4 separate regions of the Homo sapiens genome follow, and all the other regions are linked to region 2. A link is a contact called in ENCODE Hi-C or POLR2A ChIA-PET data. All regions are on one chromosome and are shown on one strand. The core of a region is the stretch at or near the end of the contact, and the rest is flanking DNA. Distances in the headings are between cores, read along the strand shown.

Region 1 (3,010 bases), core at 192-2,691, 4.8 Mb before region 2:
CCACAAAGAGAGGCAAGATGCTATCTAACTCCTGGTATGATACAATGTGAAAAACACAGTAATCCCCCATTAAGTTCTCTTGCCAAAAAATCGAACCTGACCTGAACAAGTCTGCAGGTCTAAATACCTGCTTATTAAAGGATACCAGAGATGGAAAAAGCAAAATCCTGGTTGTAGAAAACGTGAACCGTACAAATGACTTGTTCAAGTAAAATACAGGGAACAAAATAAAGAGCAAGAGAAAAAGATTAAGAGAGATCTAAGAGACATCAACCAAATATAACGTGTGTAGATTGTTTGGATACTGATTTGGACAAACTGGGTAAGAGGAAAGAGACAACTAGGAAAATGTAAATGCTGACTGGATAGTAGAGGGTAAAATGAAGTGCTAAGTACACTGATAATGGCTTTATGTTTTAAAAAGGTGTTATTGTGTTTTATAAACATGAACAAGGTAACAGATGGAATGGTACATTTCAGATTTGCTTCAAAATACTACAGTGGGGGAGAGGGTAACAGATGAAACAGAATTGATCATGAATTGGGAGTTCAGTTACTATTCAATTTTCATATATGACTTGAAGGTTTCCATAATAATTTTAAAACAAATATAATGAAAACCCTCCAAATAGGTCGGGAAGTAATCAGAAATTATTTAATCAATGGTGCATGTTTTGGGACATGCACCATTCTAGGCACTAGGAATTAAATGCGAGCAAACCAGATTAGGTCCCTGTCTTCTTGGAAAAAAAACAAAACAAAAACCCAGCTGCTTGCTTTCTCAAGACTGTGATCCACGTTCGGCGAAGTGCATATTCCAGTCGTGATCACAGTACTGTCATTTCACTCTGGGCCCGTGGATCTCGGTCCTGGCCGCAGATCACAATTCCCCGGTGATGATGGGGCATCAGCATTTGGAGGCTTCCCAAGCGATTCTACTGGTTGCCGGGTTGAGAACCGGCGCTCCTTCGTTTTCAGGCAGGCAGTGTCAACCCTGCAATCACCCTGTGGTGTGCCTAGGGCAGATATCGCTGTCCTCCATCTTAGAGCTGAAAGAACCGAGGCCGGGCGGCAGAGAGTAAGAGGCCAAGGCACAGGCAGGGCCAGAGGCCAGATTTCCGGCCTCCAGAGAGCCCAGGCTCCCCCACGAGACCGTGTTGGCCTCGAAAAAGGCTGGGTGGGCGGCGGCGCCGGGCGGCCGAGGCTCCGGCCCGCCGAGACTCCGGCCCGGGGCGGTGAACGAGGCGCGTCCTCGCTCCCGGGCGCTCCCCAGGCTTAGGTCCCCAGCGCCGGGCCGTGCCTGATCGAGCCGGCGAGTCCCGAGGAAGCGCGCCCGCCCCCCTCTGGTATGCCCTACCGCACTCACCCTCTCCCCGAGGCCCGCGCCAGGAGCCGAGGGAGGCGCAGGCCCGCACCCTGGCCCAGCTGTCCGCGGGGCTACAATGCGCCCGGGCGGAAGTGCGCCGCCGGCCGGGTCCCGCGCGGCCGCTCTAGGATGCGAGGGAGGTCCGCGCTCGGTGGCGCCCGCGCGGGACCTGGCTCTGGGCGCGCTTCCGGGCTCCCCCCGGGCCGCGAGGGCAGTGATTGAGTTTCCCTCTTTCCCAGGTCGCTGTGTGTCAGGTGGTAGCTATCGCCCTGAGGACCAGAGCGGGATAAACCAAAAGGGAAAAAGTTACTCTTCTTTTGTTTTCCGTGTAATATTTTCCACATAAGAGTGTTCTTCCTGATGTTTTGCTCATACATATGTGTCATTTTTGGTCTTTGGTTGGGATGAATCTTTACTGTCTTTCATCCACTAAGATCCTTTGCCTGACCATGCACCTTCATAAAGCCCCGTCCATATTCCATTTTCCTACTCTAGGTTGGAATATTTGCTTAACATCTGAAGCTGATTGTGCCATACTCACTCCAAGCCTTGGTGTTCTCTTAGGTAGCGGACGTGGGATTGAAAAACCCAGGCTGGCTGTATACAGAACGGGCACGTGGCGATTACAGACCACAGGGAAAAACTCCTTCAGTTTGAATAACAACTTTTAAAAAAAGTATTTCAAGCTCCTGTGTACTGCCAGATGCACTGATTTCGTGCTCAGCGTACTTGAGGTGGTCAAAATATCCAGCAGCTGGCCGGGCGCCGTGGCTCACACCTGTAATCCCATCACTTTGGGAGGCCAAGACGAGCGGATTGCCTGAGCTCAGGAGTTCGAGACCAACCTGGCCAACATGGCAAACCTCGTCTCTACTAAAAATACAAAAAAAAAAAAAAATTAGCCGGTCATGGTGGCACACGCCTGTAGTCCCAGCTACTCGGGAGGCTGAGGCATGAGAATCGCTTGAACCCAGGAGGTGCAGGTTGCGGTGAGCCAAGATCGCACCACTGCATTCCAGCCTGGGCGACAGAGCGAGACTCTGTTAAAAAAAAAAAAAAAAAAAAAAAAAAAAATCCAGCAGCTTCAAAATAGGAATCGGAGTGGTGTTTCTTGAAACTACCAGGACAGAGAGACTGCCACTTGTTTAAAAATCATTAACTCATCTACTTCTACTTATTGGGCTCTTTTAACCTTTATTCCAGTATTAATGGAGCTCTGACTTTGTGGATAGTATTATTTTTGGGGCTGAGAGATTTTAAAAATTTGTCATGGTCCCTGGTTTTGGGTTTTTGTTTGTTTGTTTGTTTGTGACAGGGTCTCACTCTATCACCCAGGTTGGAGCGCAGTGGCGCGATCTCAGCTCACTGCAACCTCTTCCTCCTGGACTCAACCAATCCTCCCACCTCGGCCTCCCAAGTATCAGTAGCTGGGACTACAGGACTACAACCTCCCAAGTAGCTGGCACTACAGGCAAGCCACCACACCCAGCTATTTTTTTTTTTTTTTTTTTGTAAAGATGGGGTTTCACTGTGTTGCCCAGGCTGGTGTGAAACTCCTGAGGTCAAGCGATCCACCCGCCTCAGTGTCCCAAAGTGCTGGGATTACAGGCGCGAGCCACCGTGCCCTGCCGGTCCCTGGTTTTA
Region 2 (3,198 bases), core at 224-2,723:
AAGGCAATGCTCTGATTACTGGAGGAATCTAGATTGCCAAGATCAGCAAAACTACATTAGAAAGTTAATAGCTTCCATCCTTAAAATATCCCAAGAGAAGAAAGGGAGTGATTCTGTTAGCATGTACCCAATACTACACAATAAAAGCCTAAGCAAAATTGGCAGATGTTTTTGTAATTAAGAGGTCCAACCTTGACGAAGTATCATCAGTAGGATTTTAATTCTACTGGGTAAGAGGATTCAGAAAGCAAAAGGTCAGGCAAAAAACGAAAAACCCATCCAAACAGAAACTGCTCAAGGATCTGGTAGGGCTCGTACCGATGTTCTCTACTTCAACCTGTGAGCATCAATTTTGTGATGGGGGCTGCCGGGGACGGGGGTCGGGGCGGGGGGGTGGACAATTTTAAAGTGAGAATGAATGGCTTGCGTAAAGGCGATAGTCTTTAACACGGGTTCGTCAGTGTACATCCTCGCCGGTTTTGAAATAAAGTTGACAAACTCCCCAGAAGCGGTCTATTTTGGAGACTGACACATCTCTCGCATTGACTGGAGGCGCCTGCCGACCGAAGGTAGTGGAAGCGCCGAGAGGCAGGCGGCGCCAAGCCTATAAGAAAGCCTTTTCTCCCTCCACCAAGGCCACTGCGGCCGCGGCGCCGGAGCTCTCCGCTGCAGGGGCAGGTGTCGGCGCCAGACCCCCTACTCTCGGAGCTGGCGGAGTTGCCGCCACTGCTTCCCCCGCGGGCCTAGGAGCCGGAAAGTTGCGTGAAGACAACTCCAGGGCCGTGAAGTCGCTTCCCCCCGCAGCCCGGGGACTGCGGCACCTCCAGCCTCCCCTCAGCACCCCCGGAAAAGGACTCGCCTCAACCCGGCCCCAGCGTCTGGGGGCTTGGAGTGCCGGAGCCAACTCCGCCGGGCCGGGAGGACGCTAGGGTCACCAACGGCGGACGAGCAAGGAGGTCGGAGAGGTGCGATGCCCCAGCGTCAGCCGGCAATCCAGGCTGCGAGTTCCCGGCGCCCACCAGCCAGGCCCGCTAGGACCCCAGCGTCCGGACGCCGCAGAGCCCTCACCGCGGCCCGCAGCCCTCCGATTCGCCCCGACCCCTCCCTGGGACGCAACCCGGGCCCCCCAACTCGACCAGTAGCCAGGCCGCGGCCCTGCGCCCCTTCCCGCCTCACCTGCGCTCCGCGGCGACTCCGTGCCTTCTCGCTCGCTTCGCGCGCGCCCCGTCGGGGCACGCACCGAACCCCCGGCCGGGACTCTTCCCCGCTGCGGTGACTCAGGACGCGACGGCCACCGCCGCCTTCTCCTCCTCGGAACAAGCCCCGGCAGCGAGCAGTGGGTCGCGGTCAGAGCCCCTGCCGGGACCAAAGTGAACCTCGCCGCCTCCGCAGCCTCTACCACCAAGTCCCTTCAGTCGTCCGCGCCGCCCCCAAGAAAATGTCACCAGAGGCCGTTCCGCTGGGCGCCTCACTTCCGCCCGGAAACACAGAGCCCGCGTCGGCCGGCTAGAGAGGCAGCTGCGCCGGAGACCTCTGGAGACTGGCGCCCGAGGCCCGAGAAAAGCCAGACAGCGCCATCTGGCGCGATGGAACCCGCGCTCCTCCCGCTGCAGACCGCGGGGCGTGAAGGCGCCGGCTCCCCGGGCTTCTTTCCCGCGCTCCCTCCTTCTGTTGAGACCGTCACCTTCCCGAAATGTCTTTCCCGGGGGGTGGGAAAGCCACTCAATGCAAGCCAAGGACAATGCCTTCAGCAAAGGACAGCGCTCCCTTTTCTGTGCGCTGCTCAGTACTCACCCCCTCCTGAAGCCCTTCCGAAAGCAGCTTGCGGTGTCTGAATCCCAGAGTCGCTCCAGCGGAGAGCCCGTGCCCTTCTCTCCCCGCTTTTTCGCGGATGCCGATAGCTGGGCTCGGGGAGACTCGGCTGAGCTCTTCTCGGGCAGCGGCACCAATATCTGCTCAAGTTTCTGTCCGGGCACCTTGCAGGCCTTGCAGATCGACCGCCACCTGCTGGTGGGACGTGGCCCGCTGGGGAGACCCCGCTCTGCCCCGAATTCCGCCTCTGCAGTCGCCCTCCGATTTGCAGTCAGCCCTGGGGAGGGTGGGGGAAACGAGGTGGACCCGAACCCCGAAGAAGGGGAGGAGGGCGCAGGCCCACTGGCGGGTGGAGCGTTTCCCAAGGAGGAGCAGGAGATGCTGAAGACATATCTCAAGACTCAAGATCTGGCCAAGGACCCGCGCTCCCCCAAAGCAAAGCAGTGTTTTGAGAAGAAAAATAATAATAATAAAGCTTTGAGGAGGAAAATGTAAACGGTCTTTACCTTTACAGAGCTGTGCTGGAACCTCGGATGAGACCCGTCAAGAGGAGATTCTGAAAATCTCACACCACTGGGTCCGCACTCCCCTAAATATCAGTCTCCCCCTTCAGACCAGGCCCCTTAGTTCCCCCACTTCACTCATTTTTTCTGACTGCCTACAGGAGTGCGAGTTTTTCATCCCCAACTACAAGAATAAATTAAGAAAAGAAAATAATTTTATTATACCAGGCACCTTGCATTTAAATGGGTTAAATCCACTGAATCCTCATTACAACTCATAACAACCCTATGAGTTGGATGGCGTTACTAGTCCCAAATTGCAAAGGTGGAAACTGAGGGACAGAGTGACCTGCCCAAGATGACACATCCAAGTAAGTGGCAGTGTTGGATTCCAACACAGGCAGAGCTTACTTTCTTAACCACAGCCACCAACTGCCTCACTGAGAATCACAGAGAACGTAGTGTGTGCTAGCTAAGTAGTTTATCCGTGTATGTTATTTCACTCGTTCATTCATTTATTTACTTTCTGCTACCTGAGTCCTCAAGGGATTTGAGAGGTTATGGGGTAGTGACAAGAGCCCAGCCTATTTCAGGAAAAAAAGAAAAGAAAAGGAAAAATCACACTAAGATCACAACTTTCAGTCTGGAAATGAATGAATGTGGACTAATACATTGAGTTTTTAAAAGATTCCTTGACAGTCTGATCTAATCAATGCTGCAGAAATACTGAAGTAGGACCCTGACTACTGAGATACCATCTTGGGTCCTTCTCCTGTTTTTTGTTTTTTGTTTTTTGCTTTGTGGTTGTTGTTTCTTTGTTTTTTGTTTGGTTGGTTGGTTTTGGTTTTTTGGTTTTTTTCTTGAGACAGAGTCTTGCTCTGTC
Region 3 (2,821 bases), core at 7-2,506, 4.1 Mb before region 2:
AGGTGTTCCTGCTTAGGACTCCTGCCGCTCCCTTGGCAGTGGTACAAGCTGGACGAGCTGTTTGAGCAGGAGCGCAATGTGCGCACAGCCATGACAAACCGCGCGGGATTGCTGGCCCTGATGCTGCACCAGACGATCCAGCACGATCCCCTCACTACCGACCTGCGCTCCAGTGCCGACCGCTGAGCCTCCTGGCCCGGACCCCTTACACCCTGCATTCCAGATGGGGGAGCCGCCCGGTGCCCGTGTGTCCGTTCCTCCACTCATCTGTTTCTCCGGTTCTCCCTGTGCCCATCCACCGGTTGACCGCCCATCTGCCTTTATCAGAGGGACTGTCCCCGTCGACATGTTCAGTGCCTGGTGGGGCTGCGGAGTCCACTCATCCTTGCCTCCTCTCCCTGGGTTTTGTTAATAAAATTTTGAAGAAACCAAGGAAGCTGTCTCCACATTGCTGCGGTTGCAACTGTTCCAGACTTCTGGATAAGATGGGGGGCGCCTGCACCCCGCGAGAGCCCAGGGACCCACATTCCCAGCCTCCCACGGGCAGAGGGTCTACGCAGCGCGCCTTCAGTGTGGTGACACCGCCCATGCATGCTCCTGTCTCCCACCCAGAGCTGTCGTCCGCTGTGGACGCCAGGCCCCGCCTTTTCCCCACAAGCCCCACGTTGGGGATCCGCCTCCTGCAGGGGCGCGCCCTCCCGCGTGCCTCAGTTTACCTGCGGTGTGGCACCGCCCCTTTCCCCGCCCCGCGCGCTCCCACAGCTGTTCGGCGGGGAGGAGGGAGCGGGACACGACCCCCCCTGGGGTTGATGTTCGGAGGGACCCACGAACACAGGATAGACCCCAGCGAGAGGTGGGAGAGGAGAGCGCCGGCAGGGCCAGGGAGTGCGCAGGCGCGAAGCAGCTTCCTTGCCGCGTTCGGTATCGGCTGTGGAGACCGCGGGAGGGAAGGGAGGGCGCAGGCGCAAGCCCTCCCCGACCGCTTCCCTTCAGGTTGAGGCTGGAAAGCGCATGCGCCAGCTAGATGGGCAGCGAGGAGAGCCGCAACTGCCAGTCCCTCGAAGGGGTTAGCTGTCGTTGAACGTCAGCACGCAGATGCAACTGGCTCTCGGCAGGGGGGCGCGCGCACCGCTGCGGAGCGCCGGCCCGTAGGCGCGGGAGCCTCCCTATTAAGGGCACGCGACATCGAGGCAATAGTGCGCAGGTGCTTAGCCAGAGGCGGAGCCCGAGAGGCAGGCAGCGGACTTCCGGTTCCGGGAGCAACGAACAGCCGCGGAGGCGACAGCTACCGCTTCAGAGGAGGCGGCCGCGGAGGAGGAGGAAGGGGAGGAGGGCGAGGCGGGAGGTGCAGGAGGGACCCTCGCCATGGGTCCACGGGCCTAGAGTGGCGGAAGATACCGGCCTGGTGCCAAACTGGTGAGACAGCCTTGGGGCTGGACGTGGAGAGCGCTCAGGCGGAGGATGGGAAGGAATTGTGGCTCAGAACGCTGACGGGGAGGAATGAAGGGCCCTCAGGCCGATAAGGGGGAGGAATGGCGGCGTCGGAATACTGACGAGGAGAAATGGGGGGATTTAGGCTGAGGACGGGAAGGAATGCAGCTCTGAACTCTGACAGGTAGGAGTGTCGGGATCCTGGGACGAGGACGGAGAGGAATGGTGGAGATCAGAACGCTAAAGGGAGACATCGGGGCATCTGAAGTTGAGAGAGAAATGGGGGTTCAGAACTCTGAGAGGGAGAAATGAGGGGCCCTCAGGCTGATGACAGGAGAAATAGAGGCTTTGGAATGCTGAAAGGGAGGAATAGGAGGCCCCATATAGAGGACGAGGAGCAGTAGGGGATCAGAATGGTGACAGTTAGGGATGGCATGATCCCGGGACAAGAACAGAGAGAATGGAGGAGGGTTCGGAATGCTGAGGGGAGAAATTAGGGTCTCTCTGGATGATAAGGGAGGAATGGAGGATGAGAACAGTAAGGAGGAGAAGTGGGGAACTTTTTGGCTGTAGAGGAAGGTTTGGGAGCTCAGACTAGGGAGAAATTGTGGGTGAGAACATTGAAGGAGAAGAAAAATAAGGGGGGAGGTCTTGGGCTGAGGAAGGGGAGGCATGGGAGGCTTCCAGTGTGAGGAATGGAAAAGATGAGGGGCTGTTCAGGCTATGGGTTGGAGCAGTTGTGTCTCGCAGAGGAAGTCGAGGTTGTAACACTGAGGTAGCAGGATAAGAGGACATCAGGCAGAGAAGGAATGGAGTGGTTAAAACACTGAAGGAGGGAAATTAGGAACTCCTGGGTCAAGGAAGGGGGGAATGAGAGACTACTGAAGTCAAGTAGTGAGGGCAAGAGAAATGGGGCCCTTTGGGGCTGAGGATGGGGACTATGGGGGTCTTGGGGTGATAAAATAGAGGGATAGAGGCCCTTAGGTCAGTGACAGGGAGGAATGAGGGGGAAGGATGAAAAGTTTCTGGATTGGCAGTGAGGAGAAATGATGGGTTGTCAGTCTGAGGATAGAGAGGAGTAGGGGATTAGGACACTGAGAATAAGAAACAGGGATCCTTGGGTTGAGGAATGATGATATCCTAGGCCCAGAATAGGAAAGAATGGGGTGAGAATATGAGGGGTTTCTTTTCCATATATGGGCTGGTTGCCTGTGGCAGGTCCTAGGGCTTGGGCAAGCACTAATGGATACCAGTGATTTGTGTGGCCTGGGGCACAGTGTTGTCCCTTCCTAGAGCCTCAGTTTCCCTCATCCCTTCCACCCCCTTTCAGGCTACTGCTGCTTCCTGTGGCCTCCATGGCTGAGGACTGGCTGGACTGCCCGGCCCTGGG
Region 4 (3,206 bases), core at 656-3,155, 3.3 Mb before region 2:
ACAAGGTCAGGAGATCGAGACCATCCTGGCTAACACAGTGAAACCCCGTCTCTACTAAAAATGCAAAAAAAAATTAGCTGGGCGTGGTGGCGGGTATCTGTAGTCCCAGCTACTCAGGAGGCTGAGGCAGGAGAATGGCATGAACCCGGGAGGAGGAACTAGGAGTGAGCCGAGATCGCGCCACTGCACTCCAGCCTGGGTGACAGAGCGAGACGCTGTCTCAAAAAAAAAAAAACTGGTAGTTTTATATTCAGTACCTCAGGCCCGTATGATTATCTGCTGATGGCCCCACTTAGATGTACATAGCCACTTCAAAATGGGCCCTCTCCCCAAATCTAAGAAGCTTGTTTTCAGTAATTGATCACATTTAGTTCTTTTAAGTCAAGAACCTGAGTGATTCTGTACACTTCTTTTTACATCTAATGAACTTAAGTTCTGTTGATTTCTACCATTTAAGTATTTTTCCCCCTTAGTCCTTAACGACTAGGTTTCCTGCCTCCAGAATAAGCTGAAGTCCTCCAAGATGTACTGTGGTTTTCTCTAAGAAACTTAACACATTTTTCTTTCCCCAGATATCCCAGAAGAAACTGAAGAAACAAAAACTTATGGCACGGGAGTAAATTCAGCATTAAAATAAATGTAATTAAAAGGAAAAGAATGTTGGTTGTCTTTATTAGTGAACATATTTCAAGTGTCCTTACAAGATGGATCAAATGAGGATTTTTTAGGATTAGAACTAGAAACACAAGATTGTTTACCCTGCACCATTAAAAACCATTTTCATGGCTGGGCACAGTGGCTCATTTCTGTAGTCCCAGCACTTTGGGAGGTGGAGGCTGACTGCTTAAGCCCAGCCAGGGCAACATGTCAGAACCCTGTCTGTTAAAAAAAAGTAAGTGTGGTGTCACTTGCATGTAGTCCCAGCTAATTGGGGGGCTGAGGTGGGAGGCTGCAGTGAGCACTACTGCACCCCAGCGTGGGCAAGACAGAACAAGACCCTGTCTCAAAAAAAGTTTCATTATCCCAAAAGGAATTTGCAGTGGTTTTCTTTGCAGAACAATCCAGTATGTGAATATACCAGTTGATCATCCCCAGTTGGAAATGGCTCCATTGAGCATTGCCTTTGAGTATGATAACAGCACTCAGGCTCAGGTTTTGAAGCTTTTTAGGTTGATGCTCAACCTGTATCATTTCGTCAATTGATAAAGGGGTTTTGTTTTTGCTATTAGGAACGATGGTACTGTGAACGTTTGTGTGCAGATTTTTGTGTTTTCATTTATTGAGTATATACTAGAGTGGAATTGCTAGATCATAAGGTTACCTGAGTAAACATCTGAGGAACTTCCAAATATTTCCAAAAAGGCTGCACGCTACATTTCCACCAACGGTTTATGAGGGTCCCAGTTTTCACACAACTTCGCCAACACGTACTGACATCCTAGCGAGCGTCAGTACTTTTCGTTTATAAAGTGATGTAACTGCTTCTTTTAAGCAACTGACGTTTGTAAAGTTGGCCTTAATGTTAGTTTGCTCTGCCCTTGAATTTAAGAAACCAGCAAAACTAATAGCTTATCCACAGTTGCCTCAACGGCCTAGCTGCCACCTTCCGTGTGGGTGCCGCGCCGTTTGCACAGGCATCATCCTTTACCGAGATCCTGCGTTCTGGGTCTGGGTGTAGTCAGGTCAGGCTTTCTTCCCGCAGCGAAGCTTTTAGTTGGGCATCTGGGACGCGCAGGACTTTCGCGCTACCTGCAGGCCGCAGAGCCGGAAGCCTCGCCGCGCCCCTTGGGCAACACTGCTGCGTGCTGTGCGACCCCGGGTTGACGCAAGCGCGCCTTTGTCGTCCCCGTTGAAGGCGCCCATTGGCTCGGCTGCGGATCGTCCCTCCCTCCGGAAGTGCGGACATTGTCAGCTGCGTTTCCGCGGTCGCGGGTGAGTGTGCCCGGGCTAGCGGCCTGGGTTGGGCTTTGTAGCTGCTCCGCAGGCCCAGCCCGGGCCGCGCTCGCAGAGTCCTAGGCGGTGCGCGGCCTCCTGCCTCCTCCCTCCTCGGCGGTCGCGGCCCGCCGGCCTCCGCGGTGCCTGCCTTCGCTCTCAGGGTACCTTCCTTCCGCGAGCGCGCTCCTCCGCCCTCCGCCCCGCCCTCCCCTCCCCTCTGTCTGTATTCTTTGTCCACCACCGGCGCCCTCGGAGCTTGCATTTGCCTCTCCGATACTTTATATTGATTTTGTTCTTTTCCGTGGCCAAGTATCGGTTTCACATCCTTTCTATGACCTTCACCGTTAGGCCTCTGTTCTCGTCTCTTTTCAATCATTGTCATTGACTCAACCTGTCCCCGCTCCCTCTGTCTCCACTAAGATGACATGCTCAACTGGATGACTTGGAGGAAGGTGACTTTCCCTGTTATGCCTTCCCTATTTCGGATGGAGCCTCAGACTTTAACTGTCTACTCTGTTGTCTGGACTTAAGTTGAGTGAAAGAAGATTCCTCTGCAACAGCTTTAATCCGTTTTGCTCGCTTTGTTGGCTTGGAGCGAATAATTAAAATAATAATATCTCGTAGCCACCTTCTAGACTTTTCTGACCCAGTTTCCATATGTGTGAAGTAAAATATCTTACCGAAGTATTATTATGAAGATTAAAAGATAAGATACAAATAGGCTTCATTCCGAAGAGAGCTAAAAAGTCTCTTAAAAGCCGTAATTGTGGCGTAAGTGATTAGTAGTATTTGTCCTCGAGAGTTTATGTACATCGTACTGTGTGCGAACTTACTTAAAACACAATTGCAGAAGTAAAAATGAATCTTTATGATGGAGGGCCTGTCAGTCACTAAACTAGTACTGGTAGCATTGTCAGTTGTTTTGAAGGGGTTTCGTTGGTTTGGAAAGTTTGGTAAAAGTTTGGTAAAAACATGACCATTGTGTTTTTGGAAGAGGAAAAGGCAAGAGCATTGAGGAAAACCAGAACTGGAAATAATGGTCTTAGAAGCTCTAGTTACCAGTTACCTCTGTGAGAACTTTGGACAGGTTACAACTTTTGGATTTTTTTTTTTTTTTAATCTTGAGACAGGGTCTGCCTCTGTGGCCCAGGCTGGAGTCCAGTGGGCCATCATAGCTCACGGCAGTTTCGGCTTTCCTGGGCGCAAGCGGTTCTCTCCTTCCTCAGCTCCCCAAATACCTGGGACTACAGGCGCGTGCCATCACACCTTGC

The links. A loop is a pair of places that touch in the nucleus more often than their neighbours do. ChIA-PET counts read pairs that join two places held with the same protein, here RNA polymerase II (POLR2A). Pooled maps may share reads with other maps.
Region 1: a loop to region 2 is called in a map of naive thymus-derived CD4-positive, alpha-beta T cell, with 12 times the contacts of the local background. The contact joins the promoter of ELAC1 here to the promoter of ARK2N in region 2. A Hi-C loop is called at or near these places in 1 of 168 maps with a recorded cell type or tissue (naive thymus-derived CD4-positive, alpha-beta T cell) and 8 of 50 pooled maps. POLR2A ChIA-PET finds 5 or more read pairs at or near these places in 1 of 52 experiments (A549).
Region 3: a loop to region 2 is called in a map of CD8-positive, alpha-beta T cell, with 6 times the contacts of the local background. The contact joins the promoter of MBD1 here to the promoter of ARK2N in region 2. A Hi-C loop is called at or near these places in 4 of 168 maps with a recorded cell type or tissue (CD8-positive, alpha-beta T cell, naive thymus-derived CD4-positive, alpha-beta T cell and sciatic nerve) and 9 of 50 pooled maps.
Region 4: a loop to region 2 is called in a pooled map, with 10 times the contacts of the local background. The contact joins the promoter of C18orf32 here to the promoter of ARK2N in region 2. A Hi-C loop is called at or near these places in 1 of 168 maps with a recorded cell type or tissue (naive thymus-derived CD4-positive, alpha-beta T cell) and 8 of 50 pooled maps. POLR2A ChIA-PET finds 5 or more read pairs at or near these places in 1 of 52 experiments (activated naive CD4-positive, alpha-beta T cell).

What each region holds. Positions count from the first base shown.
Region 1 is chr18:50,966,471-50,969,480 of GRCh38, reverse strand. It overlaps ELAC1 (elaC ribonuclease Z 1), which reads right to left and starts at 1,441. Exons shown (of 4, transcript NM_018696.3): 1 at 1,367-1,441. RefSeq lists a silencer at 1,114-1,603 and an enhancer at 1,754-1,813.
Region 2 is chr18:46,172,309-46,175,506 of GRCh38, reverse strand. It overlaps ARK2N (arkadia (RNF111) N-terminal like PKA signaling regulator 2N), which reads right to left and starts at 1,473. Exons shown (of 5, transcript NM_145055.5): 1 at 1,177-1,473. RefSeq lists enhancers at 460-589, 1,190-1,239, 1,270-1,529, 1,850-1,899.
Region 3 is chr18:50,279,958-50,282,778 of GRCh38, reverse strand. MBD1 (methyl-CpG binding domain protein 1) reads left to right here and starts at 1,256. Exons shown (of 17, transcript NM_015846.4): 1 at 1,256-1,416; 2 at 2,762-2,821. The coding sequence starts at 2,787. It overlaps CXXC1 (CXXC finger protein 1), which reads left to right. Exons shown (of 15, transcript NM_014593.4): 15 at 40-432. The coding sequence ends at 186. RefSeq lists enhancers at 17-597, 598-1,178 and silencers at 1,324-1,433, 1,444-1,523.
Region 4 is chr18:49,485,933-49,489,138 of GRCh38, reverse strand. It overlaps C18orf32 (chromosome 18 open reading frame 32), which reads left to right and starts at 1,905. Exons shown (of 3, transcript NM_001035005.4): 1 at 1,905-2,096. All of the region lies in intron 5 of RPL17-C18orf32 (RPL17-C18orf32 readthrough), which reads left to right. RPL17 (ribosomal protein L17) reads left to right here. Exons shown (of 7, transcript NM_001035006.5): 7 at 573-658. The coding sequence ends at 620. It overlaps MIR1539 (microRNA 1539), which reads right to left and starts at 1,766; the gene lies at 1,717-1,766. RefSeq lists an enhancer at 1,847-2,006 and a silencer at 2,047-2,176.